Regions from separate parts of the Homo sapiens genome. Here region 1 is linked to region 2. Evidence: chromatin loops called from intact Hi-C (ENCODE). Cell type or tissue: PC-3. All regions are shown on one strand. Links, peaks and the distances in the headings refer to the core of each region. The heading gives the core; the rest is flanking DNA. Region 1 overlaps LOC107984245 (a long non-coding RNA gene). Region 2 overlaps ZMIZ1 (zinc finger MIZ-type containing 1).

Region 1 (15,238 bases), core at 4,830-12,829, 760 kb before region 2:
CACCTACTAACGTTAATGGGAAAAGATAGAGGTGCTATGGGAAGGATATTTTTTCTAGATTTAGAATAGAATCTATCACCAGCGTTTCCTGACTTTGTGAAGTCACTTAAGTCTTTGGGACTTGGTTTCCCTGATTGTCAGGTAAGAACAATATCCCTCTCTCTGGACTGTCTTGAGGAGACATGGAATGCATGTGGAATGTCAATCTGGTAAAATGCCTGACGCCTAAGTAGATACTCTTTCTACCAGAGAAAACCCACCCACCAAGAGCCCTGTCCCAAGGCTGCTGTGAATCCGCAAGTGGCTGGCATAGTCTGTAACTCCTCCTTCAAGAGAGGAGGATGCTGGGGGGTTGGTTAAGCTCATTCACCAGAGAAGTGACCTGCCCCTGTTTACCAGCCTCATATAGCATTTTTTTTTCTTTTTTTTTTTTGAGATGGAGTCTTGCTCTGTCGCCCAGGCTAGAGTGCAGTGGTGCCATCTCAGTTCACTGCAACCTCCGCCTCTCGGGTTCACGTGATTCTCGTGCCTCAGCCTCCCAAGTAGCAGGGATTACAGGCGCCCACCACCACACCAGGCTAATTTTTGTACTTTTAGTAGAGACGGGGTTTCACCGTCTTGGCCAGACTGGTCTCAAACTCCTGACCTTGTGATCCACCCGCCTCTGCCTCCCAAAGTGCTGGGATTGAGAGGTGAAGCCAGCTGGACTTCCTGGGTTGAGTGGGGACTTGGAGAACTTTTCTGTCTAGCTAGAGGACTGTAAATGCATCAATCAGCACTCTGTGTCTAGCTAAAGGATTGTAAATGCACCAATCAGCACTCTGTAAAAATGCACCAATCAGCGCTCTGTAAAATGGACCAATCAGTGCTCTGTAAAATGGACCAATCAGCACTCTGTAAAATGGACCAATCAGCAGGAGGTGGGCAGGGACAAATAAGGGAATAAAAGCTGGCCACCACCCCCCACTCCAAGCCAGCAGGCAACCTGCTCCAGTCACCTTCCATGCTGTGGAAGCTTTGTTCTTTCGCTGTTCACAAAAAATCTTATTGCTGCTCACTCTTTGGGTCTGTGCCACCTTTAAGAGCTGTAACACTCACCACAGAGGTCTGCAGCTTCATTCTTGAAGTCAGTGAGACCAAGAATCCATCAGAAGGAACCAACTCTGGACACATTAGGACATGGGCCTGGAGCTGCTGGGGCCATTTCTGCCACCTTGTAGGGACAGCCAGCTCGAGGATGAAGTCAACAGAGAAGAACGGAAGCTGAGAAACAGAACTAATCATTCCACCTAGCACCTGGGTTCAGCCAGGACTAACACTGGTCATGTGAGTTGATAACATTTATTTTTGGTTTAATCCAGGCTGAGCTGGGTTTCTTTCATGCTTAGACAAAAGTAAGTGCTGACCAAATCAAAGCTTTTTCCCTTGGCTGGGAAACCCTGATTCCCCAATGCAATGGCTCTGCTCATGTGGTGCTGAGGGCTTACACCAAGGTGGTAGAGAAGTCCCCTTGAATAGAACTAGGCTTTGGACTGCTGGGCTGCAGTATAATTGAGGTCCTGGAGAGGGAGCCAGTTCAGGGAAGAAAGCACCAATACCTTGAGCCTCAGTGCGAAGAAGAGCAGCCTGGAAGCAAATGTGTATATTTGCTTGAATTGATATATATATATTAATTCAACATCATTTATGGTAAAAACTTGCAGTGCAAGAATACAGTCTTGCACTGCAAGTTTTTACCATAAATGATATTGAATTGTGTCAATTTTTTTCAAGATTCTATTGAGATAATCATATAAATTCACTTATATTTGAATATTAAACTGACCTTTAATTCCTAGGATAAACCCCACTGGGTCATAGTGTATTATCATTTTTGTATTAACATACTGTTGAATACAATTTGCTCATATTTTAGCAGCATTTGTGCTCCATGAAGGGTATTGGTCTGTAGTTTTCTATTTTAATATATGCTTTCTGGTTTAGGTATCAGAATAAGTTTGCTCATAAAACAAATGGGGAAGAGTTTTCTTTGTTTTCTAAAATAATTTGATAGGTCTGATTTTTTTAAACCTAGTTTTTAAAAATAGAATCTGCCAGTGAAACTATTGGAACCTAGTGCTTTCCTTGTGGGAAGGTTTATAACTACAAATTCCATTTCGTTAGCACATACAGGGTTATTTATGCTTTCTATTTCTTCTTGAGTGAGCTTTGGTAATTTGCACATTTCAAGGAATTTTTACATTTTCTCTAAGTTGTTGAATTTGTGACATAAAATTGTTCATGCTATTTCCATATTAGCCATTTAATTAAAGTAGGGTCTGTAATATGTCGTTTTTTTCCTGGGATTGGTAAGGTGTGTCTTCTTTGTTTCTTGGTCAATCTGGCTAGAGGCCTAGCAATTGTCAATGGTACTAGTTTTTTGACCTTGTAGAACTACCAGCGTTTGTACTCATTTCCCTCTGTGTTTGTCATTTTCTACTTCAGTGTTTTATGCTCTTATTTTTACTATTTTCTTCCTTCTACTTTCTTTGGGTTTATTTTGTCCTTCTTTTTCTTCATTCATCAAATAGGGCCTTAAATGATTGACTTTAGGACTTTCTCCTTTCTGATATCAATACAAAGTTGTCATTGCATCTTAGAGCTGCTTTATCTGTATTTCACAAACTTCATAAGCTTTGTTTTTATTTTCATTTAGTTCAAAATATTTAAAAATCTCCCTTGTAATTCATTCTTTGAGCTATGGGTTATTTAAAAGTGCATTGTTTAATTTCTAAATATTTTGGGCTTGTGCATATATCTTATTATTATGATTTTAAAATTTAATCCCACTGTGGCCAGAGAACATACACAGTACTATGTCAATACTTTAAAACTTACTGGTATTTGTTTTATGTAAATTACCTTTTGTCATGCACACCAGACTATGTGGTAATGTACAGGTAAGTCAGGTCTTGTGGAAAAAAAAGGTCTGATTGGTAGTATTTGCCAATTTTCATGGTATAAATACTTGCACCGTGGCCAAATTCAACATAATGTTACTAAATGTACTATTGGAAAGAAATGTGCACAATTTTGTGAGCTGCTACAAGCCAGCTCCAGCACAACACTGGGAATATGGTCTACTTGGTAAGTATTCCACGTGCACTGGAAGTTATACGTATTTTGTTGTTGTTGGGTAGAGTGTTCCATAAAGGTCTATTTGGTTAAGTCTCCTATATCCTTATAGATTTTCTGTCTCCTTGTTCTGTCAATTACTGGTACCACTTTATGTGTGATATAAGAATCTTATAGCAATATAATTCCTTTCTTCCCTCCTGTCCTTTGTGCTGTTATTGTCACATATTTTACTTATACATACATTATAAACCCCACTCCACATTATTTTTACATTGTCATCAACCGCCTTTTAAGGAAAATAAGAAATTAGAAAACACAAATTTTTTTTTTTAACCTACCTGCATATTTAGCATTTCTGGGACTCTTCATTCATTTGTATAAACTTGATTTCTGTCTGATATTTTCCTTCAGCTAGAAGAACTTTGTTTAATAATTCTTATAATGCAGGTATGCTAGGGATAATGAAAATTTGTCTGAAAATTCTTTATTTTGTCTTTACTTTTGAAGGATATTTTCACTGGCTATAGAATTCTAGATCAACAGTCTCTTTTCCTTTCCTTTCTACACACTAGAGATGTTCCATCGTCTTCTGGCTTGCGTAGTTTCATGTGAGTCTTTATTACTTTTTAGTTATTTTACTCTGTACATGAGTATTTTTCCTCTGGTGACTTTTAAGATTTCTCATTTTCATAAACTTGGTTATGAAATGCCCTGATATGATTTTCTTTGTATTTATCCTGACTGGTGCTTTCTTGAGTTTTTTGACTATGTCAACTTATATTTTCAAAAACATTTAGAAAACTCAGCTAATACTTCTTCAAATAATTTTAATGCTCTCTTCCTTTTCTTTGAAGACTCTATATTATGTAATATAGTTGTGCTATTGTGATATAATAAAAAATACATATTCTGGCTTTTGTCACAGCTTCTGGTTCCCAGCTCCTACAACCCTCATAATTTCCCAAGTGACTAGAGCCATAGGTGTATTTTTTTGCTAAAAAAATTTAGACTTTTTTCCTCAGTTCCTGAAACAGCTGCATGGCAATACAAGTGAAAAACATGTGTTTTATTATTCACAGCAGGTCTCTTACAACCACACCTGAGTTTATATTAATGAAGTGATTATTTTTGGAAAGCCCTTAGATAATCACAGGATTGGGGCTGGTTGCCAGTGGGACTGACCATGTGATTGGAGGGTTGAAACTTTTGGCCCCACTCCCTCACCTTCTGAGAGGGAAGATGGGCTAAAAGTTGAGTTGATTACCAAATCACTGTGATATAATCAATCATGCTTACATAATGAAGCTTCCATAAAAACCCAAAAGGACAGAGTTCGAGGAGCTTCTAGGTTGGTAAATAAGAACACATTCATGCACTGGAAAGGTGGTGTGCCTCAAATCCACAGAGACAGAGCTCTTATGCTTGGGACCCTTCTGAATCATTTGTGTGTCTTTATCTGACTGTTCGATTGTGTTGTTTACAATAGTCTTTGTATTAAATGGGTAAGTGTAAGTATAACAAAATGTTTCCCTGAGTTCTGTGAGCTCTCTAGCAAATTAATTAAACCTGAGGAGAAGGTCATGGGACCGCCTAGTTTAGATCTGGTTAGTCACAAGGTATAAAACCCAGACTTACAATTAGCATCTGAAGTTGATGGGGACAGTCTTGTGGAACTGAGTCCTTCACCTATGGGATCTGACCCTGTCTCCAGGCAGATAGTATCAAACTGAATTGAATTATAGGACACCCAGCTGGTATCTGCTGAAGAACTGGTTGTTTGTGGAAAGAAATCTTCACACATTTTGGACACAGAAGTTTTCTGTGTTGTGTGCAAGGGTAGACAGAAAACAATGTGTTTTTTTCTTCAGAATGGTAGATCACTGAATATTGTCCTTTATGTCACTGAGGCTCTGTTTAATTTATTAGCTTTTTAAAAATATCTCTTTGCTTCTATTTGGATAGTTCTTGCCTTCTATTCAATCTTATTTACAACTTCTTTTTGCGATGTTTAATCTGCTATTAAGCCTGTCTGGTGAATATTCCATTTTAGATATTATATATTTTTTGGCTCTAGGTGTTCTGGATTAAAAAAACCTTTTATCTCTTCAGTGTGCTATGTTTTTCTTAAGCCTTGAATATATTTATAATAGCTGTTTTAAAGTTCTTTTCTGCGAATTCTATTACCTCTATAATTTCTGGTCTTGATTCTATAGGTTTGTCCTATTGAAATTTATTGGGTTACTTTTTAATTTTTTTTTTTTTGCATGTTTCGTTATTTTTAATTAGATGCTGGACATTGTGTGTTTGAAGTTATTGAATGTCTAGATTTTGTTGTGTGTGTGTGTTTTTTTCCCCCATAAAGCACATTGAGTTGTGTTCTGATAGCCAGTAGTTCACTTTCAGGTTATCTTGCACTTTTGAGCTTGGTTTTAAGTTTCATGGGATCTAAAGTAGTCTTTACTCAAAGGACAGCTAAGTTATACCACCAAGGTGTGCCTTTTATGAGACTTTTCCTAAATGCTCCAAGTGTTTGATAAGGTTTCTTTATTTGGTCAGAACTCAAATGTCTCTCAACCATACCAAGCTTTAGTATTTATTCAGCTTACAGTTCCCTGGTAGTTACTCCCTGTCTGGTGATTGTTCTTTGCCTGGCTTAATGGAGTCTTTACACATTTATAGCATAGTCTTCAGTCAAAGACTCAGGGGATCTTCATGACAATATCTGGACCTCCTCCTCTGCATAGCCTCTTCCTCTTTAGTTTTCTGCCCCACAAGTTCCAGCAGCCTCAGCCTTCCCAAACTTACATCTCTGTCTTTTCAGCTCACAGAGACTGCACGATGTGCTTGGGTTCTTGTGAACAATCGCCATGTCTGCTAAATGCTTCTAGGCAGAAATCTGCAGAATTGTAGGGCACATCTCCTTTGTTTTCTTTTTCTTAGTCACTACACTACTATGATGCCTGTTGTTCAGTGTCTGAAAACATTCGTTTTACGTATTTGTCCATACTTTTCCCCCATTTTAGATGATGTGGTAGGCAGAATATGGTCCCTTAAAGATGTTCACTCTGGAACTAGTGAATATGTTATGATATGTAGCGAAGGCAAGTTAAGATTGCAGATAAAATTAAGACTGCTAGTAAATTGACTTTAAAAGAGAGAGGTTATTTTGGATTATAATTGAAAAGGCTCCTAAAAGTGGAGGAGGAAGACAGAAGAGAGAGAAGCAGAAGGATGGCAGTGTGAGAAGGATTTGGCCCAACCTTGCTGGCTTTGAAGTTAGAAGAAAGAAAACATGAGCCAAGGGAAGCAGAAGCTGGAACAGGCAAAGAAATGGATTCTCCTGCAGCTTCCAGAAGGAACACAGCCTGCTGACACCTTGATTTCAGCCCACTGAGACTCATTTTGACTTCTCACCTCCAGATCAGATAATAAATGTATATTATGTGCAGCAGGAATAGGAAACTAATACAAGTGGGAGAGCTGTTCTGGTACTATCACTCTATCATGACTGAGAGGAGACATTTACTATTTTTATTTTTGTTTGTTTGTCTTTAAGAAAAAGATACTTGAGACCCACTACAGATATTTCGATTTGGTCAGAACAGGGGCATTAAGATTTTTTAAAATTTTCTTATTGTTCTAATGTGCACTCAAGGTTGAAAACCACTGACCCAGTCCAACCCTGTCAATTTACAGCTGAGGCCACTGAAGTGAAGAAGAGTTAGAGGCAAATGCGAGTGAAATTTCAGTCTGTTGCAAAAGACTCTGCCTAGAGGAAGGAGGGTAGGATATATGTTCTCCTAGGAGGCTGTCTTTTGGCATCCAGGCATTTACAATTGTGGCAGGAGGTCCGCAATGAACTTGGATGAGGGGTGTATGTCCTCAAAAATACAGGAGCAAAGACCAACCTATTAGCTATGCAAAACTGTGGATTTCTGCAGCCCTAAAATCAGTTCTATCAGCCTTATTACCACAGAAGTGCCCACCTATAGACCTGGTGTGAGTCATTGGTTGGTTTTGATCAAGTTGATGAGAATTCTGCTACTTAACAGACTTCAGCACTCTGGAGAACCACAGGGTGCATTCTGCCAATGCTCATATCAATTCCTTCTTCAGGTTTACATGGCAAGGGTGGCTCTCAGATCTCAATCATTCCATGCATTTAAAAAAACAGTATTTTCACCGAGCCAGCAGGTGCCAAACATTGCCTAGATTTTGGTGTTCAGTAGTGTTCTGCGATTTATTGATTCATGTTCAAAATTTAAGAGATTCTAAGATTCATTCCTTCATGAGCTCATTTGGTAAAAGTGTTTCTCCTTTCTTCTTCCCACCACTTTTCCATCCCTTCCCTTTCTTTCCCTTCTGTTTTCTCCCTTTGTAAAGTTAACCTTAGATTGGTCACATCTGGGCAGGTAGGTGCCTCCGCCAGTGGAGCACATTCAAGTTAATAAGGAGTTGGATCATTCCAGGACACCTTGACTGGAATATTTTGCTAATCCCACAATGTCTCTATATGGTTCTTAGCTGCTACCCAGCTTAGGATTTTAGGCTGATAACATCTTACACCTTTCTGTAGATGGTCAGATATTGCCTCTCTGCTTCTCTTTCCACAGTGTGTTCTGAGCTTTTCTTGGACCTCAACTTGCTGTTTAGTTTAGGAAATCTTAGCCAGCAAGCTGGCACTTTGTAGGTGGCTGGGGAAAGATGCAGAAGGCGAAGACAAAAGAGATGGTTAACACTTATGGAGTGTGTAAAACTGACCTGAGTGCTTGACCCTCAGAGCCAGGCTATAGACGGGTATTAAATATTACCTTTATTTTATATGAGAGGAGACCCAGGCACAGAGAGATTAAGTAACTTTTGTAGGAACACATAATAAATAAGTAGAAGATCTGGGATTTGTGCCCAAGCAGTCTAGAGTCTTACGTTTACTCTACTGTTAAAGGATCAGCCCTGCATTTGGATTAAGGTATGTAGCATCTCAAAGCCATGCTCCAAAGGACCAAAAGGCATTGCCTTTGCTGCTGGCCATATGCATGAGACCTCCTCCATAAGCTACCACAATTGAGTAAAAACATCAGTTGTCATAGTCTCTGCATTCAGACAGAGTCTGAATTTAGAGCCTCTATGTTCTAGTGTGTGCCCCTGGCTATCAGTTTTCTCATCTATAAAATGGGGCTAATAATACCTCTTTCAGAGAGCCATTATGAGGATTCAAATGAAATTGTGTATGTAAAGTGCCTGGCCCGGAGGGCCCACCACTTATTCAAGGGTGGACCTAGGGGAAGAAACGCTGCAAACTATTGATTGGCATCAGTGAAGAGCCCTAGAAAATGGAATGAAACAGTTTTATTTTTTACTTTTTATTTGAAATTAAAAAGTTACAAATATAGCACAGAGGGTTTCTGTACACCTTCACCTAGCTTTCCCTAATGTTAGCATCTTGTATAATTTATCAAAATCATTACATTAACAACATTGGGCAATACTGTTACTAAAATACAGACTTGATTCAGAGTTCACCAGTTTTTCTCTTAATATCCTTCCACTATTCCAGGATCCAATCCAGGCTCTCACGTTTCATTTAGCTGTCATTCTCCTTAATCCCCTCCAATCTGTGATGGTTCCTCAGAGCATCCTTGCCGTCCATGACCTTGACATTTGAAAGGGTACTGATGGGTGATTTTGTAGAATGCCCCTCAGTCTGATTGTCCCCCCATGATGAAATTGATGTTATGCATTTTTTGGCAAGAATACTATATACATGAAATGTCTTCTCTGTGCATCCTATCGGGGCGTGTGGTGATGTTGCTACGTCTTATTACTGGTGATGTTAACTTGGTCACTTGATTAAGGTGGCACCTACTGGGTTTCTCCACTGCAGATTACTGTATTTTCTTTCCCCTTTATAATTAGTAAATCTCTTGGGGGAGATACTTTGAGACAATTCGAACATGCTGCTTCTCCTCAAACTTTCACCCATTAATTTTAGCATACATCAGTGCGTCTTGTCTGCAATAATTATTACTGTGGTGTTCTAATGGTGTTTTTTTATTTCCCTTGTTCATGTCACATTTATTAATTGGAACTCTTCTGTAAGGAAGAGCTGCCTTCATTTATTTATTTATTCAGGTACTTATTTATAACCATGTGGACTCCTGGATTTTTATTTTATTCTAGGAGTTATAATTTGATACTCTCATGATGTATTTTGTTGCTCAAATTGTTCCAGCCTTGGGCCTTGGGGACTCTCTTAGTTGTTTCCTCTGTCCTTTTGGCGTGTGGGGGCAGCATTTACCAGATCAGCCAAGGCCCAGAGCCCAGGGCACACAGTGGAGGTCTGGGCAGCTGGAGTTTGCTTTAAGGCTGTGAGAGCTGGGAAGTGAGAGTGGAATCAGAAAAGATGGTGGTGCTCCACACCCCTTCTCCATGTAGAATCTGCCTCTGTAAGACCCACTCAACTGTGACATTTCACCGGACCAATCTTATTTCCCTGACTCATTCTACAGCTGAGGAAATTAAGGCCCCAGGAAGAGAAGGGCCTTGCTGGAGGCCACAGAGCAAGTTGGGTGGAAGGAGAGATTGGGGAGCAGCATGGGCTGGGGCTTTGTCCTTGCCATCCCAGGCTGACACCCCTTCCCCCACACAGTGCCTGACTGCAGAGTAGCCTGTTCCAGAATCTGGGCCGCCAAGGGCCGAGGAAAGTTTGTTCCATCAGCAGAAGCCCAGGAAATGGGAGGCTCCTGGTGCAAAGTTTCTTCAGGAAGCCCTGGGGCTGTTGGCTCTGCTCCTTCTCCTTTTTGCCCAGCTGAAAGGGAGGGGGTATTCTGTTCCAAATCTCCAGCTCCAGCTCAGTGGGGGCCTCTAATCCCCTTCTGGCTCAGGGACACGGTCAGCCAGGTCTGGTGGAGGTGCTCCCAGAGAGCAGATTTCTGCAGGCCTGGGAACAGGGTGCCATGAGGCCCCAGGCCTATCCATACAAGGGCTGGGAATGTTAGCAGCAGAGTGCAGAAAACAAGCACAGGGTTAGAGCTGACAATAAGTTCTGTGAGAGTCAGGGGCTATGTTAACAGAGATCCAGTGTGCAGAACGAGGAAGGTGACAAGCCGATACAATATACAGGACCAGCCTGCAGTAAATTCTCCAACATCTGAGCTCTTCCAGTCCTGACTATCTGCACAAATACTAGGCTCCAGGCTGTATGGAGACATATCACACCCATGGAAAATAGAAAAATCTCCCTGAAATCCTGGAAGCACATACGGAAAGCATTGGTTGTGAGGTCTGCTCAACACTTTCTTACCTACAGGGAGCTTTCCTTTCTAACACACATTTAATCCTCACTGTCTCCATAAGGCAGGCAGGACAGGGGTTAGGATCACCATTTTACAGATGCCGCAGCTAAAGCCTGAAAGAGGAAGGGGTGTGGCCTTCTCCAGGGAGTGCAGTGATTCCAGAAAGAACCAGACCTTGCAGTCTTATGTTCTGGGCTTTCCCACAACAGTAGCCTGTCTTTGGGGCTGGTTCTCCGATATCTGACATAACCAACAGCCACGGGTGAGCAGTCCCTGGGTTCCGTAGGGGCTTTGGAAAGTCCTCTGAGCATTACTAGTGCTTCTGCAGGGGGGACTGTGAGCATGGGTGGATCGGGACAGAGCAGAGGCCCCCCACAAGAGCCATCAGCGCTGACCAGCTGAAGGACTGAGCAGAGTGTGTGTGTGCAGGTGTGTGTGTGCACATGACCGAGGGGGTGGCATGTGCTTGGCAGGGTCTGCAGAGAGGCTGTTGGCCAGGTCTTCACTCTCATCTGGCTTTGGCTTCATACTTCCTTCCCTGGCAGGACTGGGGAGGCCAAAGCGCACAGATGGCCATCTGGCTGGCACTTTAGGACACGGTCCAGTGCACACTTGCAGACTTCTCCTCCCCCACTCCTTCTCTGCTTCGGTGGCTCTATCAGCTCTGCAAAGGAGAGACAGGGCCAGGTCAGAGATGCACCGTGGAGTGGTCTGCAGGGGGCTCAGGGCACAGCACTTCTGGCTTCAGAATTTTAAAAGTTCAGTGCTGGGGAGGATGAGGACAGTTCCTCCCAAGCATCACTGCAGCAACTCTGTGTCTTCCAGAGTTTTGGGGGTGGAGGATACAAGAAGGGGAGGGAGGTAAGAGGTTCTGGGGCAAGAGGTGAGAGCTGGGGATGGGAACTAGCTCTGGTCCCAGCTCACATGCCTACATACTCCGTACCCCGGCCAGATAGCCAGATTTTGCAACAATGAGTGGACATCCCAGTTAAATTTTCATTTCAGATAAACCATGAAAATTGTTTAAGATACGCATGTCTCATTGCAATATTAGGACATGCTAAAAAATTATTGGCTCTTTAACTGCAATGCAGACTTACCTGGGCACCCTGTATTTTATCTAGCAATCTTGTGCCCTGGGTGTGTGGGATGGTGGACCCTCTGTGGGCCTTTGTTGCCTGCCAGCATCACGAAGATGATGGGTAGGGCCAGGGACAGTGGAGGACCCACCTTGTCCGTGGGGATGGATTCTTCCTGTTTCATACCAGGCCCATTGTCCAGTGATGGGCAGGGCAGGCACCTCGAGAGTCCATGGAGACGTGTCGGGGAATCAGTGAGTCAGACCTGCTCTCACAGAACCCCCAGTTTCCTCTCCCCCTCACGGAATGGGTCAGCCTGAGTGAACTGCTGGCACTGTTGCACGAGAGGACCAGCTCAGGGGCTGTCCTGGGTCACGAGGGTGCCCTTTCAAAGGGTCCTGCACTGTCTGCCTATTTCAGGACTTCTCCTGCTTGTCATCTAACCCTGTTCTTGACAACTGCAGAAGGAGGCCAGAGAGGGGAATAGGATTGCTAAGGCCACACAACACGTAGTGATGAAGCCAGAAGCAGCCCTCCACCCACCCAACTCCCTGCCCTGTGTCCTTTGGGAAAATACCTGCCTGGCCCTGCACAGTGTTCCCTGAGCAGAGGAGGGTTATCCTTGGGACCATGGGGGTTCTGCCCAATGAAGCCTAATAGAGCTTAGAGGGGGTTGCCCAAAATGTGTTACATTTCTTGCAGCCAATCTGGCCTTGCTAACCGCTTAAGCACAAACAATTCCATATGTCCAACGGGCTGATTAGCCACAGAGAGATGGGAAGGGGCCGGTCACAAATAAGGATCTATATTAACGAAAGATCCAGTGATAGAGGTCCAGCTGAAGAAAATTAAAAAGATTGTGTTTTCAAACACTGCCCCCCAACAGAGGAATTTTTCTAGCTACAAGTGAGTGCCTTACAAATTTCAGACACTAATGTATTGACAAAAACAAACAAACAAAAGTTGAAATGCAGGAAACCTCCTGGGCCCGATAGAAATCTCAATGAGGTCCTATCTGCTTGGGTTTGTTAAAAAAATGCAACTAACAATAATATCTGACACAAAATTCTTCCATGGTCTGGACGCCTCTCATCCATTGTTCTCTGGAAAAATGTCTCTTTAAGCATCTGCACGTTGGCGGTCGTTAGGGGGAAAGAGCTCAGCAGAGTTTTGTTTATTTATTTATGTCCTTTTGCTGTATTCTGATAAAGCACAGGCAGGCAGGCGGCACAGCATCTGGCTTCTTGGAAAAATGGCTGCATGGAGGATTGGGGGCCCTGGCTCCAGACACAGGGGCATGAGTGGGGGTCTCAGAGCACACAGTGATTCCATCCTCTCCAGCAACTGGTGCTGCAGTGAAATCTCCCAGGGGTCCCAGCTTCCCCTGCGGACATTCCCCAGTCCTTCTCGGGGCACCCCCTGCTCTCTCCTTAGTTCTGAGGACGAGGCAGCCTGGCTAGTGGAAAGCCATGAGTTTTGGAGTCTGGCAGACTAGGGCTTAAGTGCTGCTTTCACTCCTGATTAGCTGGGGGAGGCAGAGTGAGGAGCCACATACCTCCTGGCCTCCCTGGGAAACGAGTTGATCCTTCCTGCCTCGCATAGCCATCAAAGGGTTCACTAGCACAGGGGACAGGCACTGACGACTGTCACCTCATTTGCCCAGTGGGATGAAGCCTTCCTCCCCTGACCCAGCATGGATTCAGCCTAAAGATGGTCTCTAGGTTGCACCAGGGAAGCTCCTGCAGGCACGGACAGTGCCTCTCTCCCTCCAGACAGACCCTGTATTAGGAACCCGAGTGAGAACATAAAATTTACTTGCTGAGTGTCTTCCAATGGCCCAGGAAAGGCTCTAAAGATCGGGGTGTTTCATTCCAGGGAACTGCCTGGGACATAAATGTGAATTACTGCAGTTCTGCAGCGTCCAACAATAGCACCGGTGTCCACAATAGAAACTTCAGCCATGGCGGCTTTGCACACTGTGGCTACTTTGCTAAAGACCTCATGTAAATCAGCATGCCCCCCAGCTGCCACAGAAAACCCCAAGTTCACTTCCCCCAACTCCACACTGCTCAGATGCCGGAAAGTTCTTCCTTCTGTGGAACAGATCATCTGTCTCCTTTAGCTTCTGCACATTTACCTTGCTTTTGCCCCACAGAGACTCCCAGGCCAATCTGGCCTCCTGCTTGGGGACAAGTCACCCAGGGGATTAAAGACAGATCTCAGGCCCCACGGACCAGTCCTGCCCTCAGTCTGCATCCCTGCTCCCTCTGTGGTCTTCGTTGGAGGGTCTCTGCCTGCCTCCTGCCCTCCCCTTGCCTATCTCTGGTCTCTCTCCTCCAGGACTCAGCTCCATGACAACAGGCCTCTTTCCTTGGCAGGAAACCCGTGCTGAAGCCTGGCCATGTCCAAGAGTGCCAATCCAAGAGCAAAAACACAATCCATTTCATTTCTGTAACCCCAGCTTCCTGATTCCCAGACTATGGTGGAGCTGATGTATTCTTAAGTAGGAAGACACATTTATTTCCTCTTTAATCAAACCAGGAAATTACCTGGAAGATTCAGAGAGTTTGAATCACTTGTGTAAGGTCACACAGCAACTCAGTAGTCCGGCCATCTTGGGAAACCAAGACTCTGACCTCCTGGACTGGGTTCCTTCCTCGAGAACCTCTGTGGTAACCAGTTTGGCTCTTCAGGCTGGGGAGGACCTGTAGCTGACAGCAATCGACGAGATTCAGTGCTATGTCTATTGTAAGTGTCTGTGTTGAGAAAACGGAAACCACAGAAAAACCATCAGACCTTCCCAGGGCTACAGACACACTGGGCTTCTGTCCACCTGCTCAGAGTCCAACATGGATCTGGAAATCAGCTCACCTGAAGGCCCTGCAGCCCAGTGCAATGTGTCTAAGAGCAGGAGAAGGAGAGGAAAAGCATGCACAGCTCTCCTGGCTCCCCCACCCCCAGAGGAAGTCCAAATCATTCAGAAAAGCAGATACCAGAATATTCTGAATTTCCAGTAAGGTTTCCCTTCCCAGGAAACGTGTGGTCTGGGGAAGGACAGAGACACCTATGGGTGGGGCCGCGAGCCCCTCCGGCTTCACAGGAGGAACATTTCCTGAGCACCATGGCCCCTTTCATTTGTAGCCTGCCACCCCCAGTGGAAGTGCATTAAAAACACACACACACACACACACACACACACACAATGCTTCAGAGGTCTGCCTTTGCCAGGAACTCTAGAAATAACTCGCTGAGAAACATCTCCATCTCATACTCACCACCTACAGAGAAAACGGTCCAATACGCTGGCAGCTTGGCATGGGGAGAGGCTCAGAGAGGGGAATGCAGGAGTGAGGCTGTGTGGGGGGTTGGTGGGGGCCCCACGGCTCACAGGCCATAGCTGTCAGGGCCCTCTGCACATCTGGGCTCAAACACCGGCCCTGCCACCTGCTGGCAGTGTGACTTTAGGAGAGGTGAGCACCCTCTGGGCTTTGGGGACCTCATCTGTAAATGGGGCTGATCACGTATGACCTTGTCCACAGAAAAGTTACAGCATGCCGGGTAGGAACAAAGTGCAGCTGGTTCTGGAGTCCAGGCAGGATAAGGGAAGGTCCCTGGATGAGAAAGGACAATGCAGGATCAGAGGGGCCAGTGGTGGCAGGTTCCTCTCATTTCCTCCTACTGTGAATGCATTGTATTCTCTGGGACTTTTGGTCTGTTATCAGGAGAGAAGGACAAATGATGTGTTAA
Region 2 (15,238 bases), core at 2,604-10,603:
AGCTGGACATGATACTGGATTCAGAATCCAGGATTCCGATCTTTCTGTGGCTTCTCTTCGCACAGACGTCTTTGTTTCTGGTCACGCCTTTGTGGCCAGAGCCCAGCTTGGAGCTAGGAATCTTCCTCCTGTCCCCCACCCCCCTAGTATCCCCTCCCCCAGTCTTTTACCCAGCCAGCTGGCCCTCCTTGCCTCTTCTGTGTCTCTCCTCCAGCCTCTCCACCCTTGGGCCACTCCCTTTAGGTCGGCATTTCTCAAAGCAAGTCCTGGGGAAAACTAGTTCTGTGGGATTTTAAAATGTGTTTAGTGAAAAAAGCATTTTTGCCATCCAGTAACACTGAGAAAAGCCAGATTTTGTAAGGCCCTTCCCATGCAAGCGTGCTTTCATGATCTCCCAGAGGAGGACAGAAGATGCAGCTTTCCCCAACTCATCTAACCGGGAATGCTTCGCTCAGGAGCACCTCCTGGGACCTGGTTTCCAAGAAACAGATCTGGGCAGAGCCATCTGGGGTGTCCCAGTCACCAGAGCACAGTGTGGCTTTTCTCTGATCTCCTGTCTTTATTAGAGATGGTGCCCAGGCAGACTTCATCTGGGCATCGAGGCCACTGCTGGAGGAGCTCACTTGTCCGAAAGCTCCTTCCCTAATCCATCCTTCCCTCTGGAACATTTGTGACTGTCCTTTGCCACTAAAACAGAGTCCCTCCAGCTCCTCAACCTGGCATTCTGGCCAATGGCATGGGACCCCTGCCTCCCTCTCAGCTGCAACCACCCAGGACTTCTGAGGCGCCCTGTTGAGCTCATGGTATGGTTCCCAGAGGGCCTGTAGAGTGGTGGTGTTTAACTCTGTCACGCAGGCACCCAAGTCTCTGGCTCCAGCTTCCTTCTGCCTCTGATGGAGCCGATAAGACCCACCAGGGCACTCTAGAGAGTGAATGTTCACCTGCTCAGGGCGAGGCTAAGTTTCCTAGTCACTAACCCAGTGAATCAGCACAGCAGCCTATGAAGTTGTACAATTATGGTTACTGTTGTTATTATTTATAGATGAGGGACCTGAGGCATACTGAGGCTAGCATTGTGCCCCAGGGCACAGAAGCCAGCAAGTGTCAGAGCCAGGATGCAAGCCCAGGCAGCCTGGTGCCCTTAACCACTAAGCTATACTGCCCATCTAAGATGGGGTGAAACATGGGTCAACTCGTGAGGTTATAACACCAAAGTGCTTTGTAAACTGTAGAGTGCTGTGCACATTAGACTTTCAAGTCACCAGGCAGCTTTGGAGCACCTAGCGTGATTTTTGTCTCTGTTGGTTTTCAGCAGGCAGCCAGGAAGCGTGTTTTCGGATTGCCTGTGGGGTGTCCAGCGTGTGCTTGGAGGGTTTCAGGAATGAGGGCCCTCTGCTCTTGGGCCGAGGTGGCTCAGTCCCCTGAGTAGCCTCACACCCAGAGACTCCACTAAATGAAGATCGGGCTAGACCCAGCTGACGCACGCCCCTCCCATGCCATGGGCTTTCTGGAGAGTAGAGCTTGATGAATCACTGTGCCAGCCTCAGCCCAGCTCCCACCCCCGGATCTAGGGATGCTAGAAATCTCCATAGGGAGCTGTGGGGGCTGCCCAGGGCCTCTGCAGGGAGAAGCATAGCTGCTTCCTAGTAAGAGCCAAGCCCCTGTTCCCATCACACTTGGCATGGGCACCCTGTCCTACCCCACCCCAACCCCCAAGGCGGCTTGGAGCTCCCCAGGGCAGGCCCGTTTGAGCTGTCTGTGGGCTGACCACAGGCCTGGCCTGGGCAGGCATCAGCAGGGGTGGACTGGATGTGGTTGGGGCAGTTGGGGCTCCTGAGGCCTGGGTGTGGGCCCTGACCCTGCCTCGGATCCACAGTGGGGCCTTCAAGGCTCTGCTCTACGCTCCCTGCCTCAGGCCTCCGTTTCCTCATCTGTAAATGTTAGGATAGGCCTGCGCAGATCCCAGATCACTTCCAGATCTAAGCCATGAGGACTTTTCATTGTTTTTCCATCTACCACTTTTAGCTCAAGTAAATGTCTGCCTTCTGATTCCTCTGTTTCCCCAATTTTTTGGTTTTTTAGAAATTAAAAAATATATATATACTAACAGTGAAGAGCAGCTAACTAAAGGAGTACACTCATGGGCTCAGGAGGAGCAGCCACTGCCCTGGGTCATTCACACCCCCTGTGTGGCTAGGTAGAAATCACCTACCCACTCAGAGCCTCAACTTTCTCATCCACAAACTGAAATAATACTTGTTTGCAGGCTACTGTGAGACTGTGATATAAGGTTGCTTGAAATAGGCCCACCCATCCATAGAGGCTCTTAGCTTGAAAAGAACCTGGCTGTGACTCTCAGTTTAGGGTAAAGAGCACAAAGTCAGGAAACGGGAAGTTTGCATGTGGATCTGCTTGGTGGCCTCAAGCTAAGCCCTCCCCTCTCTGGCCTCTGTTCACTGCCTTTTCAAAAATAGACCACCTAGAAGACTTCATCTCATGTGTTGGTACCAGGTGGTTAACAATGGCTGTGCAGAAGTGTATGTGGAGGATTGGCTGGGAGAGTGCAGTGATTGATTAGCCATGCCTGCTATGGGTGTGGGAGGTGGAGGGTTGTATGGATGCCACCTCCACCTCTTGCATACCAGAGCATTACCATCCCTATGCCAGCTGGTCCTTAAGGGCTGATCTAGTTCTGTCTAACTCTTCCTGGGGGATGCCATTAATCCTGCCCCTATTTGGAGCTCCTGCAGAATGCCAGGTGGGATTTGGAGCCTTGGGGAGCTGGGGGTAGGGAGGGGACAATGGAGAATACCTCCATTCCTGGAGCCAGGGTGTAGGAACATCTGCTAGGTATTTACAGCCTTCTAGAGGGCACCAGCTGGTGGTCGGGGGGGGTCCTGCCTCTGTCTACAGTCACATCCTTCCCTATATCCTCCAAGGGCCCTCGGGTAACTGTTCTCACCCCTCTCTTCCCCACTTCATGGCATCTGAGCCTTTGGAGTCACAGACAAGAGCCTTGAGGCAGAGCCAGGACAGGGACACTGCATGAGCACTGCTATCCTGGGAGAGGCTTGTGGCCTGGGCCCAGCACTGGACGGGCCTGTGACTCCCTATCTTCACCATCCTCAGCACTCCACAGCAGTGCTAGTCACCTTCCTCTCACTCAGGGAAGTTGGGGCTGGGGAAGGCAGTGTCTAGTTGAGGGAGGTCTGCCATATTCCCATGGAAAACATGATACAGAAAAACATGGGCTTTGTAATCAGACCTAGATTCAAATCCTGGCAGTTGTCAGTAGTGTGACCCTAAGCAAATCATTGCACCTCTCAGAGGCTCAGTTTCTTCATCTGTAGTAGCCTCTGTTTCTTCACCTGTAGTACTGTAATAATAATTGGACCAGCATATAGAGTTTTGAGGCTTAACTGATGTGACATAGAGAACCTAGTGTTTAGCACATATAGGTTTGATAGTTGTTCAGTACCTCTTTCCACTCTGAGGAAACAAAGTGTAGGGGTGTGGCCTCCTTGGGAATGAGAGAAAGCCCAAGGGGCCTTCTCCAGAGCTGAATCCAACCCTCCTTTGCCTCTGGGGAAGAGAAGCTGTCAGAGAAAGTTCACTGTGAGGTCAGGGATTTGGAGTATGGCCAGAGGATGGCAGGGGGGTTTGGCCTCAAGGGCATGGCCTCCTCTAAAGTGCCATGTGCCCAGAAAGACAAGGCACACCAAATGCAGCTAGGATCCCAGCCCTGTGTGGGTTGGGTCAGTGGGCTGGCCCCTTTGTCAGGGCCACATCACTGAGTGTTTCCCCAGGAAACTGTCACTTCTGAATTAACTTCTGTGTCCCAGGGCAGGTTGCTAGGCATAGCTGTGTGGGGCTGACTGTCATGAAGCCCCCACTCTGAAATGCCAAGGTTACATTATGTTATCCCACTAGCCAGCATTGACAATGGGTGTTCCCGTGAACAAGGATGGGTGTTGGGAGATTGGATCATGAAGAGAAGTGGGTCCACCCTTCCGGAAGCTTTGAGTGCCAAGCCAAAGCATCTGAACTCTGGTGGGGCAGTGTGGAGCCGTGTCAAGTCTTGGCACAGGAGCACTGCCCTGGTTGAGGAAGGAGGGACTGAATTCTGAAGAGTTGTGGTCCGAATGCAGAATTTCACTTTTTAAAACACTGTCCCCTAAGTATTCATTTGCTCAGCTCCTCAACACAGTGGGGCAGGGAGGAGATGGACTTTCCTGCTTGACAGATGAGGATGCAGGCTCAGGAAGGTGAAATACCCTCCCACAACCTCATAGCCAGGAGGTCTGGCTCTCAGGACCACTGCCTACCCAGGGGCCCCACCCTGTGCAATGACTCACGCTGGCCCGAGGGCCTGCTCCAGTTGTCCTGCTAAGAGCTGGAAGCAGCTGGCCCTGTGCAGCTGCCCGGAGCTGCCTCTTCCATCCCTCTCCCCATCTCGTCTCCTGTCTCTCTGCCCTTCTTTCTGACTTCCCTGAGGTAGGGCACAAAGTCACTCTCCTACTGTCCTTGCTTCACCACCACCCTCTTCCTCTGCATCCAGCCCGTGTGCCTGGTGCAGGCTACCGAGGTTTGGGAATGCGCGAGCCACCTGCGACGTGACCACAGGCAGCTTCCACACCTCTCTGAGCTTCTACTCATTACCTTTAAGGTGAGGAAGTCATCAGTCTACATCAGTGCTTGCCTAACCTTGGTCACTTTCATTCCGTTCATACTATGTTTAAAACAATTCTTTAATTCACTTAGGTCTGCTATTGCTACCTAATTTAACTGCATGCTAAATAATAACATTCATGAACTCATCAGTCCAAAAACTTCACTATGAGAATGTAAAAGGTTTGTCCATGGACCTTCTAAAGTCATCGTTATCCCACCAGAAGTACATGTATCTCTCTTTGGGAACCCTCAACGGGGTAACCAGTGTCTCTCTGAGTCCTAGGATCTTCTGATTATGGCTGGGTGATGGGTTTTTCAGCTCTCACCACCCTGGTTCTCATGTACACCCAGCAATGGGCGTGCGTCCACCTGCCTGTTCACCCATCTAATGAGTACCTGCTGAGTACGGAGCCCTGGGCTAGACTAAGGGATCTGTAACTGGAAGACATTCCAGCTGATGGAGAGACAGTTGCAAGGAGTCAGCCCTCATCTAGTGCTGCTACGATGGGGGTGTGTGACAGCGACATGGAGGGGATAGGGATGGAAACCAAGAAAGAGCACGAAAGAGTGACAGTTGAGCCATACCCTGATGGATGGGAGGTGTCCAGGCATTGCGGGCAGAGGGACAGTCAGAGGCAAAGACATGGAGGTGCGATCTTCAGAGCACAGTCCGGGAGGCAGGGAGCAGCCCCACGTTGGGGACAAGGGATGTGACTGAGAGTAGTGAGGGCTAGGGGCCAGGCCGAAAAGGATCCCAACTGATGCTGACATGTGCAGGTTGGCAGGTCATTGCTGAGCCCAGGGCTCATGAAGTTTGTCCCTTTGGGAGTCTAAGGCTGATGAAGGGGCTGTCTGGGATGTCCTCTGGACCCCTAGGCTTTCCCTTCTGGCTGTGTCTTGGAACGCAGCCTCTGCTCGCGGGCTGTAGGCAGAGCTGCCCACTCCTGCCACTGGCACCGCTTGCCCCAGGGGACCTAAGCTGCAGATGTGCATGGTGATTGAATCATTTCTGCACACCACTGCTCACACAGCTCCCCGGGGACCCCCACTTGCCTGTGCAAGCTGTCATGAGATGTGTGTGCTCAAGTGCATCTGTGTTGGCATCCAGCATGTGCACATACCTGCTGTGAAGTATGCAAGGGGTCACATGTGTATGTGCCTATGCACACGTGTGCTGTGCAGACGCCTCTCTCTGGGTGCGTGTGCATTATGTGGACTGATGAACTAGTGAGGCCTCAAAGGTGGGAAATAAAACACTTGTGTTGGGACAGCTGACTGTTCGGTTGGCTGCCACCCTTGGGAGCTAGCTGCCTGTGGAGCTCCACATTTCTGTGGGGCAGCTAGAAGCACCTCATCCCTGTGTCCAGTGAGGAGCCCCCTGAGGGCTGTTTGCCTCCCCCAGCCGTTGAGACCGTTGAGATGCTTCTCTCCTTGCTGACTTGGCAGCCCAGAGATATCCAGGGCTCTATTTGGACCTGTCAGAGGGGCTCCAGCCCAGCTCTGCTCACGATGCCCTCCGTGTCCTCTTCCTCTCCCCACCTCCGCTTCCCACCCTGCTGCATGAGGGCATGAGGCAGGTGTTCCCAGGCCTTTTCAGCTCTCAACGTTCTATCCTCCAAGCAGCCCTCTATACATAATAGCCGCTAACTTTTCTTGAACTAGTCTTCTGCACCAGGCGCCGCTAAGCATAGACACCCTCGCTCTGCTGGGTGGTGAGAAGTGTAAATGGAAGCTTGGTCCCGAAAGACGTCCCACGGGAGTTGGGAAGACCGAGCTGACCCCATGTTACCATCCAAAAACTTCCATTTGCCCAACTAAGCCCAGCCAAGCGTAAGGTGCAAGAAGAAGCACAGAGCTGTGAAAGGGGCAGCGTCTTGGCCTTGGGCTGCCCTGGAAGAACAGCTCCCGGGGCTGCCGGGCCTTCAGCCTCCCCATGGACCTGCCTTGGGACAGGCTTTGCAGCTTCAAAAGCAGGCATTCTCCTCTTGTGGGGATGGTGTTTTCTGAACAGCCGGAGCTCCTCACAGGGAATCCTAAGAGGCTGGTATTTGACAGGCTGCCAAAGGCTGGCCAGCCCGATCCTGTGCTTTGCAGACAGCGAAATGGAGGTCCAGCTCTCTGCCCTATTCACTCAGCAAAGCAGGGTCCTGATCCCCCATGCTGATTAGCTTTGCATGGCTCCTGGCTGCTCTGACCAGGAGACATGGCGGGGGTCCTGAGCCGGGATGGGGGTAGCCTGCTTGGTCTCACCCCCCATTCAGGGGCAGTAGGAAGGGCTGAGGCCACGGGTGCACCTGGGGCCAGGCCGACAGTGATCTGTTGGGCGGGAGCCCGGCCTCTCCGGCTATAGAGCTGCAGCCACGGAGGATTTGTAGCGACTTGTAAAGGCTTAAAGGAGTCCAGGAGCCCGGAGGCGGAGGCAGCGGCCCAGCTGAGTGGCGCTCTTGTGGCGAAGGGCGACCTCTGCTGGCCACCAGGTGCGTGTCACCTCCCAAAGGTGGCCGGTGTGCAGGGAGCCCAGTGATGTAAGTGACTGGATTTGGGCAGGTTGGGTGGAACAAGAAGGTCATCTCCTGGGGCCCAGTCACAGCCGGAGGTGGGGACTACCAGGAAGCTCTGACTGCCAGTCATGGGGAGTGCAAAGAACAGCACATTAACAGCTGGAAAGGTAGAGGGTTTGAATCTCAGCCCAGCAGCTTTCCGGCTGTGTCACCTTGGGCAATTTGCTTCACCTCTCTGAGCCTTTTAAGGATGAAGAAAATTAGCACTGCATAGGGCCTGGCCTGGTGCCTGAACATAGCAGGTGTAGAACAAATGGAAGATCCCAGCCTGCCCCTCAACAAGCTGTCTCTTGCATGCCTCCCTCAGCGCACCCTTCCTCTCTTTATGCCTGAGACCCTTTGCTCTCTAGGCCTTTGACCCTTTTACTCCAGAGACTGGAGCCTCCATCTCCTCCATTCCTGGGGTTAGTAACCGCAGTTCTCCATCATTGACCTCAACAGTTTAAAAATGTCACCTCACCTGTAGGTGCCTCCATAATCCGCTAGCCATTTGTTCTTTTATTAAGAAACACAGGACACAGCGCTGTCCCTGTGGTCTGCGATGTCCCTCCTGCCATCCATCTACCCACCCTTGGGTCTCACAGGTGTTGCAAGCCCAGACACTCACCCCTCGGTTCCTGTGAGCTGCAGCCCTGCCTGGGAGCAAAGCCCCCCTGGGACCTGGACCCAGCCCAGTGCCCCTTGGCCTTGAACAAAACACTGATGGGCCCCAGGCTCCTCAGAGTAAAACCAGTTGAGGCAGAGCGGGTAGATAGGGGACCTGAAAGCACCTTCGGCCCTTAATATTCCAGGAATCTTTCTGTCCAGAAGCCAGTTCAGTCCAGCCGCCGGCCTCCAGACAAGACTGCCCGTGACCCCACGTGGGGCCAGCCCGAAGGTGGACAGTCCCATCTCCCAGTTTGCTGTTAACTTCTTAAAGCAGGACCTGGGCCCCCGCTATGACTAAACAGAAAAGAACTGCCTCTGAGCCCTGTGGTCGCCAGCTGGGTGGATCTAAGCTCCTGTGCCTGCTTGGGGCTTCCAGGCAACAAGCATTTATCAAGGCCCACCGGGCTCTGCCCCCGGACACAATGTCAGGAGAAAGTTCCTCTTGAGAGGTAGACCCTTATGGGTCACTGACTTGCCCCTCTGCAGCATCCTGTTCTGCAGATGGGGAAACCAAGGCCAGGAAACCAGAGAAGCCCACTCGAAGTCCATCCTGGCTGGGGACACCTGGGTGCTCACTGGAGTGAGGGAGAGGACGGAGGGCCTGGAAGCACACCTGGAACCTCCACAGTGTGCAGGTCTGGCCCCCAGGTCACTTAGGTTTGTCAACAGCGCCCCCTGCTGGCTGCCTGGGCCACCGGTGGCCCTTTGTCCTGGTGGGCAGTGGCCTGCCGACAGCAGGATGAAGGCCTGCCGGGCATGAGGTTTCTTTGTACTTCTCTTCTGTCTCCTCCAGCTAGGAGCTGAGCCAACCCAGGCCTTTGTGGGATGGGTCTCCCTGTCCTGGCTGGCTGTGAAAGTTGAATTCTCTATTGGAACCCTGGCTACCAGTGTTCACCCATGCCCCCACGTGGGACCCAGGCCTTCACTGCCGCATGGGTATCACATGGTGCCTGGGAGACCACCAGGGTCCTTTGGCTCTGATGGGGCCTGGCACCAGGAACTGAGATGGCCTTGCTGAAGGTGGCACTGTCTTGCTCCTGCTCTGGGCTCTCTGTGTCCTTGTCTTCCACACCATGGTTTGTCCCTGACCCCAGGAGCCTTTGTCATGTGGATGCTGGCTGAGGGTCTGTGTGGGTAAACTCAGGAGGACAAATACAGCTCCCGCTTGGGTGACCTACAGAAGTAGCAAGCGGAGCTGCCCTGATTACGCCCCTGCCAACCCAGACCATACACACACACACACATACACACACACACACACACACACACACACACACCTGTACCCTGTCCCCTCCCCAGGACCTGTTCAAGAGTAAAAACTGTAAAGGGAAAGCCAGGATTCTAGAGCTGGCTCCTATCCAACAAGCTGTAACCTCCAAGCCTTAGTTTCTTCATCTGTAAAATGGGGATGTAACTACATTTTCTTATCTGTGCTGTGCCTGGACCAGTACCTGACTCATAGGAGGAGCTCAGCACATGGTCATCTAGTAGGTAAATGTGGGCTTGGACCAAGAGTTCCTTGAACACAAGAAAATGATTTCATTTTAATCTCCGCACGCCCAACCCATCTGGCCTAGGACCCCGCACAGTGTCGTTATTAAAAAGCATTTTGGCCAGGTGTGGTGGCTCACGCCTGTAATCCCAGCACTTTTGGAGGCTGAGATGGGTGGATCACGAGATCAAGAGATCGAGACCATCCTGGCTAACATGGTGAAACCCCATCTCTACTAAAAATACAAAAAACTAGCCGGACGTGGTGGTGGGCGCCTGTAGTCCCAGCTACTCGGGAGGCTGAGGCAGGAGAATGGCGTGAACCCGGGAGGCAGAGCTTGCAGTGAGTGGAGATCACGCCACTGCACTCCAGCCTGGGCGACAGACTCTGTCTCAAAAACAAACAAACAAACAAAAAAGCATTTCTTGGAGAGAAGAAGCATGTACAGATGAGCAAGTGGAGACTAAAGATGTTTGAGTGGATGAGTAGACAGGTGAACAGGCGGGCATTTGTTTTTATTATTGTTACTTATTTATTTTTAAATTTTCTTTTTGGATGCTCCCTCACCCCCCTCCTCCTTCCCCAGGCAGGTATTTCGATAGATAAATGATGGGTGGAGAAATTGGGCTTCAGGGTGTGACATGTGTGATAGGTGGTGGGTGGGATGAATGGAGGGATGGTTGGCAGGGTGAGGGTGGAAGAAATAAATATGGGTACAACCCCCACTTTCCCCTTCTTGCTGTAGAGCTCCAGAAAGCACTTATCAAAAATACAAATTCCCAGATGACCCAGCAACTCCACTTCTGAGCCTATGTTCTCTAGACTAATTCACACACGTGTGATGTGCCGATGTGAACGGTTATTCCTGCAGCACTGCAATGATAAAAATTTGGAGCCGGGCGCAGTCGCTCACGCCTGTAATCCCAGCACTTTGGGGGGCCGAGGTGGGCAGATTGCCTGAGGTCGGGAGTTCGAGACCAGCCTGGCCAGTATGGTGAAACCCCATCTCTATTAAAAATATAAAAATTAGCCAGGCGTGGTGGCAGGCGCCTGTAATCCCAGCTACTTGGGAAGCTAAGGCAGGAGAATCACTTGAACCTGGGAGGCGGAGGCTGCAGTGAGCCAAGATCACGCCATTGCACTCCGCCTGGGCAACAGAGCGAGACTCAGTCTCAAAAAAAAAAAAATTGGAAAAAGCTTCAGGGTCCCTCGTTTCAGGCTGGAGTGTGAGCCCCCAGAGCAGAGGGGCCTTGTCTGAGGGCTCAAGCCTTAGAACAGCACCTGGCAGGGGGCGATGGGCAGATGTTAGTTGGATAATGCTTCATCATACCTAGGAATACTGTGCGGCCATTAAAAAATGAAAAGGTGGCCAGGCGTGGTGGCTCACACCTGTAATCTCAGCACTTTGGGAGGCCGAGGCAGGGGAATCACGAGATCAGGAGATTGAGACCATCCTGGCTAACACAGTGAAACCCCGTCTCTGCTAAAAATACAAAAAATTAGCCAGGCATAGTGGCAGCACCTGTGGCCCCAGCTACTTGGGATGCTGAGGCTGGAGAATCGCTTGAACCTGGGAGGCAGAGGTTACAGTGAGCCAAGATTGCGCCACTGCACTCCAGCCTGGGCGACAAAGTGAAACTCCATCTCAAAAAAAAAAAGTTCTTTGTGTCTTGATGTGGAATAAACTTTGAGATGTATCATCAAGAGGGGGGAAAAGAAAGCAACATCCAAATAATGTGTATAGAATGTTATTATTTTATGTTTTTAAAAATGTGGCAAGAAATAGTGTGTGTAGATATTTGCTTCTAGATGAGACTCTCCAGAAGGGGGACTGATGGCACTGGTTCTCCTAGAAAGGGCACCAGGGGACTGGGGACGGGGTCTGGACCCAGGACTCGATATCTTTGTGGACTTTCTGATTTTTGAACCATGCAAATGAATTACCTGTTCAGACACACATGGAGCAATGAGAATTGCACCAAGAGCTACACATCCTTTAAAGCAATTGGAGGAGGAACAGGACTTTCTTCCAAAGGCTGGGGCCAGGCAATGGTGTTGGGTCCCTCAACAAGCGTGTGTAGAAGGCAGACAGGCAGACAGGCAGGCAGACACAACCTACACTTCCACCAGCTGCGAGGACTTGGCACATCTGGGGCCTCAGTTTCCTCATCTCTAAAATGGAGATGATCCTGGCCTTAGAGAGTGTGTGTGAAAAGGAAAGGAGAGAATGCAGGTGTCCAGCACGTGAAAAGTCCTGGCTGACATGGCCAGAGATGAGGGGTCTTTAGTGGGGAGTGCGACAGAGTAGCAGGGAAGGCTTAGGGCCCCAGGTCTCCTGTCCAGCACCCTGGGTGTGATCCAAGTGTCTGCAGCCTGAACTGTCCACTGGGGGCAGGAGGGCAAATCGAACTGGCAGCGGGCAGTCTTCTGCCTTGGCCCAAGGACCTGGACCCCTAACAGTGGGTGGACTAGGGCTGTACAGTCCTTCCTCTCTCTACCTAGATCCCCGCCTTTGCTGTGTGGCCTCCCTGGAGCGGCCTGGGGACTCCCAGGGCTTTTTCGAGCCGAAGGAGCTTCCTCCACTTAGCTCTGTCATCCAGAGGGAAGTCCCATTCATGCTAATGGCCCTGAGCACTCCCTTCTCCTGCACTTCAGGAAGGGTGAGCCTAGTGCCAAGCCATCCCTGCACCCGCACTGTCAGCCTTGCACAGTGGAAACCGCGGGCTGGCAGTCAGGAACCCTGGCTCCTGGTGTGGGCTCAGACACCACTTGATGTGCCACCCTGGCTTTTCCCTTTCTGTCTCTCAGCCTCAGTTTCTTTATCTAGAAAATGGGTGTGGTGCTCATTCTTATCCTCCTTTTCCAGGAGGGCAAAGTGAAAACAACAGAGTTGTGAGTGGTTTGTAAATTATGAACAACTCAAAGCCTGAGGGACTGGGGGAGGGCAGATGCCACCTGAGATCTCCACTCAGAGCACATGTGCATGTGCATGTGCACTGAGGGTCGTCATATGGGAAGGTCCCCCTGCATGCACATGTATGAACACACACACACATACACACGTACACACACACACGTGGGCCAAGCCCTGAACCAGGAATCCAAGGGGAATTGCCACCCCCTCCACCACCCAAAACACACATGCGCATACAGAAATGTGTGCACCTGGCTGGGCGTGGTGGCTCACACCTGTAATCCCAGCACTTTGGGAGCCTGAGGTGGGCGGATCACCTGAGGTCAGGAGTTCGAGACCAGCCTGGCCAACATGGTGAAACTCCGTCTCCACTAAAAATACAAAAATTAGCCGGGTGTGGTGGTAGACACCTGTATTCCCAGCTACTCAGGAGGCTGAGGCAGGAGAATCGCTTGAACCTGGGAGGCAGAGGTTGCAATGAGCCGAGATCGCGCCATTGCACTCCAGCCTAGGTGACAAGAGCAAAACTCCATCTCAAAAAAAAGAAAAGAGAAGAAATGTGTGCACCTGCATGTGCAGTTCCTTATCCCCTGGTGGGCATGCCTGCCCAGTGCTCACATGTGCCACACATGGAAAGCACCCAGAAGCATTTCCTGCCCTCAGCCCAGTGGGGTACCCCAGGTGCAGCCCCACAGGGCCCAGCAAAGGACTCTGGAACCTGCCAGTGTTGTGGCCAGAGGGCAGTTGGGAGGCTGCTCAAGGTTGGCAGGCCTGGCGTGATCCAGTGACAACCTCTCCTTTCTCTTCGCAGGCTGGACAACGTTCATGGCTCTCGGGTAGAACCTAGTGAAACGGCCAGAATGAATTCTATGGACAGGCACATCCAGCAGACCAATGACCGACTGCAGTGCATCAAGCAGGTGGGTGTGGGGCAAGGCACACTCCGAGGGCGGGGCAGATGGGGCGGGCTGCAGCAGCAGGGCATCTGGTGGGTTCTGGCTGGAGACGATGGCAGGGCCTCCTGACCACCTACCTATCGAGGCCGTTATTGGCATGCTGGCACTGACCAGCCTAATGCTGGAATCACATGCCTGGGTTTCAGTGCCAATGCTGCCCTGTCCCTTTCCACACCCTTCCCAGCTGTGTGACGTTGGGCCAGTGTTGTGGCCTCTCTGGGCTCTGTTTATGTGCAAGGATGTAGTGATGCACCTGGCACTTCCATCTCTCTCCCACCACCTCCCTCCCTAGAACTAAGCTCCCTGCCCCTTTGCTCCAGTCGTTCTCAAAAAAAAAAAAAAAAAAAAAAAGTCACAGGCTGGGTGTGGCAGCTTACGCCTGTAATCCCAGAACTTTGAGAGGCCAAGGTAGGAAGATTGTTCGAGCCCAGCCTGGGTAACATAGCAAGACCCTGTCTCAGAAAAAAAAAAAAAAAAAAAAAAAAAGAAAGAAAGAAAGAAGGAAGGAAGGAGGGAGAAAGAAAGAAAAGAAATTAAAGCTGAGAAAATTTAAAAATATTTACTAATTTATTTAAAAATAAGAACCCATTATAGGCTGGACCCAGTGATTCACACCTGTAATCTCAGCGCTTTGGGAGGCTAAGGGAGGAGGATCACTTGAAGCCAAGAATTTGAAACCAGCCTGGGCAACATAGTGAGACCCCATCTGTATTTTTTAAAAAAAGAAAAAAAAAGCCACAAGACAAGAGGTCCTAGGAAATCATATCATTTTACAGGAAAGGAAACAAGTACAGAGAGGGGAAGTGGGTAGCCTGAGTCCACTCAGCCCCTCTGGTGCTGGGAAGACCTAATTCCAGTGAGTGCCATGGTCCCCACCCTGCTGAAGCTCATACCAAGCCCAAGAGGCAAGCTGCCCAGGAGTTCCCCTATTTGGACTGCCGGGAGGTGGGGAACCTTTCACAGGGGCGCCCCCAAGCGGTGGCCAGGAGTGACGTGCCCACCTGCTGGGCCCAGCTCCCACTGCCCAGGCTGGCAGCTTCCCTGCACAGACCCACGAATGTTATTCACTCCAGGAAGGACCAGGTACAGTGAGAGGGGCATGGGCTTTGGTGTCAGACGCCTTGGACCCAAGTGCTCATTCCTTTATGGACCCATGGTGAGATCTCAAGCTAGTCCTCCATTTCTCTGAGCCTCAGCTTCCCCATTTGTCAAATGGGGCCTACCTCGTAGGATGCTGTGAGGATGTTGTGGGTGATGCACGTAGCCCAGCCCTGGTGTGTGGTGTCCATTGTCCTCAGTATGTCAGTGACAGGGAAGGGAGTGCTGGGGCTCAGGCCCCTGGCCTAGGCCAGCTTAGCAGGAAGCTCAGGCAACCAGCATGGGCTGCTGGCCCCTGGGCTTCCGCCAGGCAGAACTCACAGCCCCCTACCCACCCAGCCTTCCCTCCTTGAGGGCCAGGACCCAGACGGAGCCTCCCCAAGGTGCCTGCCCAGTGGAACTGAGGCTGTTCCTCGAGAACGAGGGTTGTGTGTCTTCTTATTAGCATCGAGCAGAGGAATCTTAAAGTCTATGCAGGGTATGTGGAGAGGAAATTGAAGAAGGCTTGTTACAGATTGAACCCAGCCCAAATGGCTCTCCCAAACGCCAATTACACGCCTCTGTTCACCGTGGCAGAATAGAAACCAGACGCCAAGACTCCCTCCTCCCCCACACTCCCTCCTCCCACTCAGGGTTCTGCAGGGCTCTTTCCTAGCTCTACCTTTCACTCCGTTTCTCCCACCCTTGGCTCAGCTGGCAGGGGCCCCGCCCTCCAATGGAATGCTCATGCCTCCTGTGCATGGGACCCTCTGCATGGCAGGCACACCACTCCTGCCGAGACCTGCTCTCAGCCTCTTTCCTCTTGGCACCTAGCTCCGTATCACCAGGGGTCAGGGTGCACCTGACTTCTTTGGCCCTCCCTGGGTCCATCTTGGGCAGAGGCCCACCAGAAGCCCCT

What was found. Peaks named below come from ENCODE experiments on the same cell type or tissue, not always from the same donor. Only the 100,000 strongest peaks of a DNase experiment are listed, where the experiment ranks them.
Region 1: a loop joins it to region 2, with 11 times the contacts of the local background. A loop is called at or near these places in 21 of 110 quality-filtered maps.

What each region holds. Positions count from the first base shown.
Region 1 is chr10:78,423,365-78,438,602 of GRCh38, forward strand. It overlaps LOC107984245 (a long non-coding RNA gene), which reads right to left. Exons shown (of 3, transcript XR_001747513.2): 2 at 14,041-14,247; 3 at 8,465-11,076. Among named protein-coding and RNA genes, the nearest start is that of LINC00595, 160 kb to the left of the region's middle. RefSeq lists a silencer at 12,468-12,762. In PC-3, for the core only: a CTCF peak has its summit at 9,409; a DNase peak (open chromatin) is centred at 9,427; H3K27me3 peaks cover 3,505 bases.
Region 2 is chr10:79,188,487-79,203,724 of GRCh38, forward strand. ZMIZ1 (zinc finger MIZ-type containing 1) reads left to right here. Exons shown (of 25, transcript NM_020338.4): 5 at 13,098-13,206. The coding sequence starts at 13,147. Among named protein-coding and RNA genes, the nearest start is that of ZMIZ1, 130 kb to the left of the region's middle. RefSeq lists enhancers at 1-106, 1,714-2,248, 7,319-7,408, 12,497-12,997, 12,998-13,498. In PC-3, for the core only: CTCF peaks have their summits at 7,139 (motif pointing left), 8,576 (motif pointing left) and 8,799; DNase peaks (open chromatin) are centred at 4,335, 6,825, 7,125 and 8,545.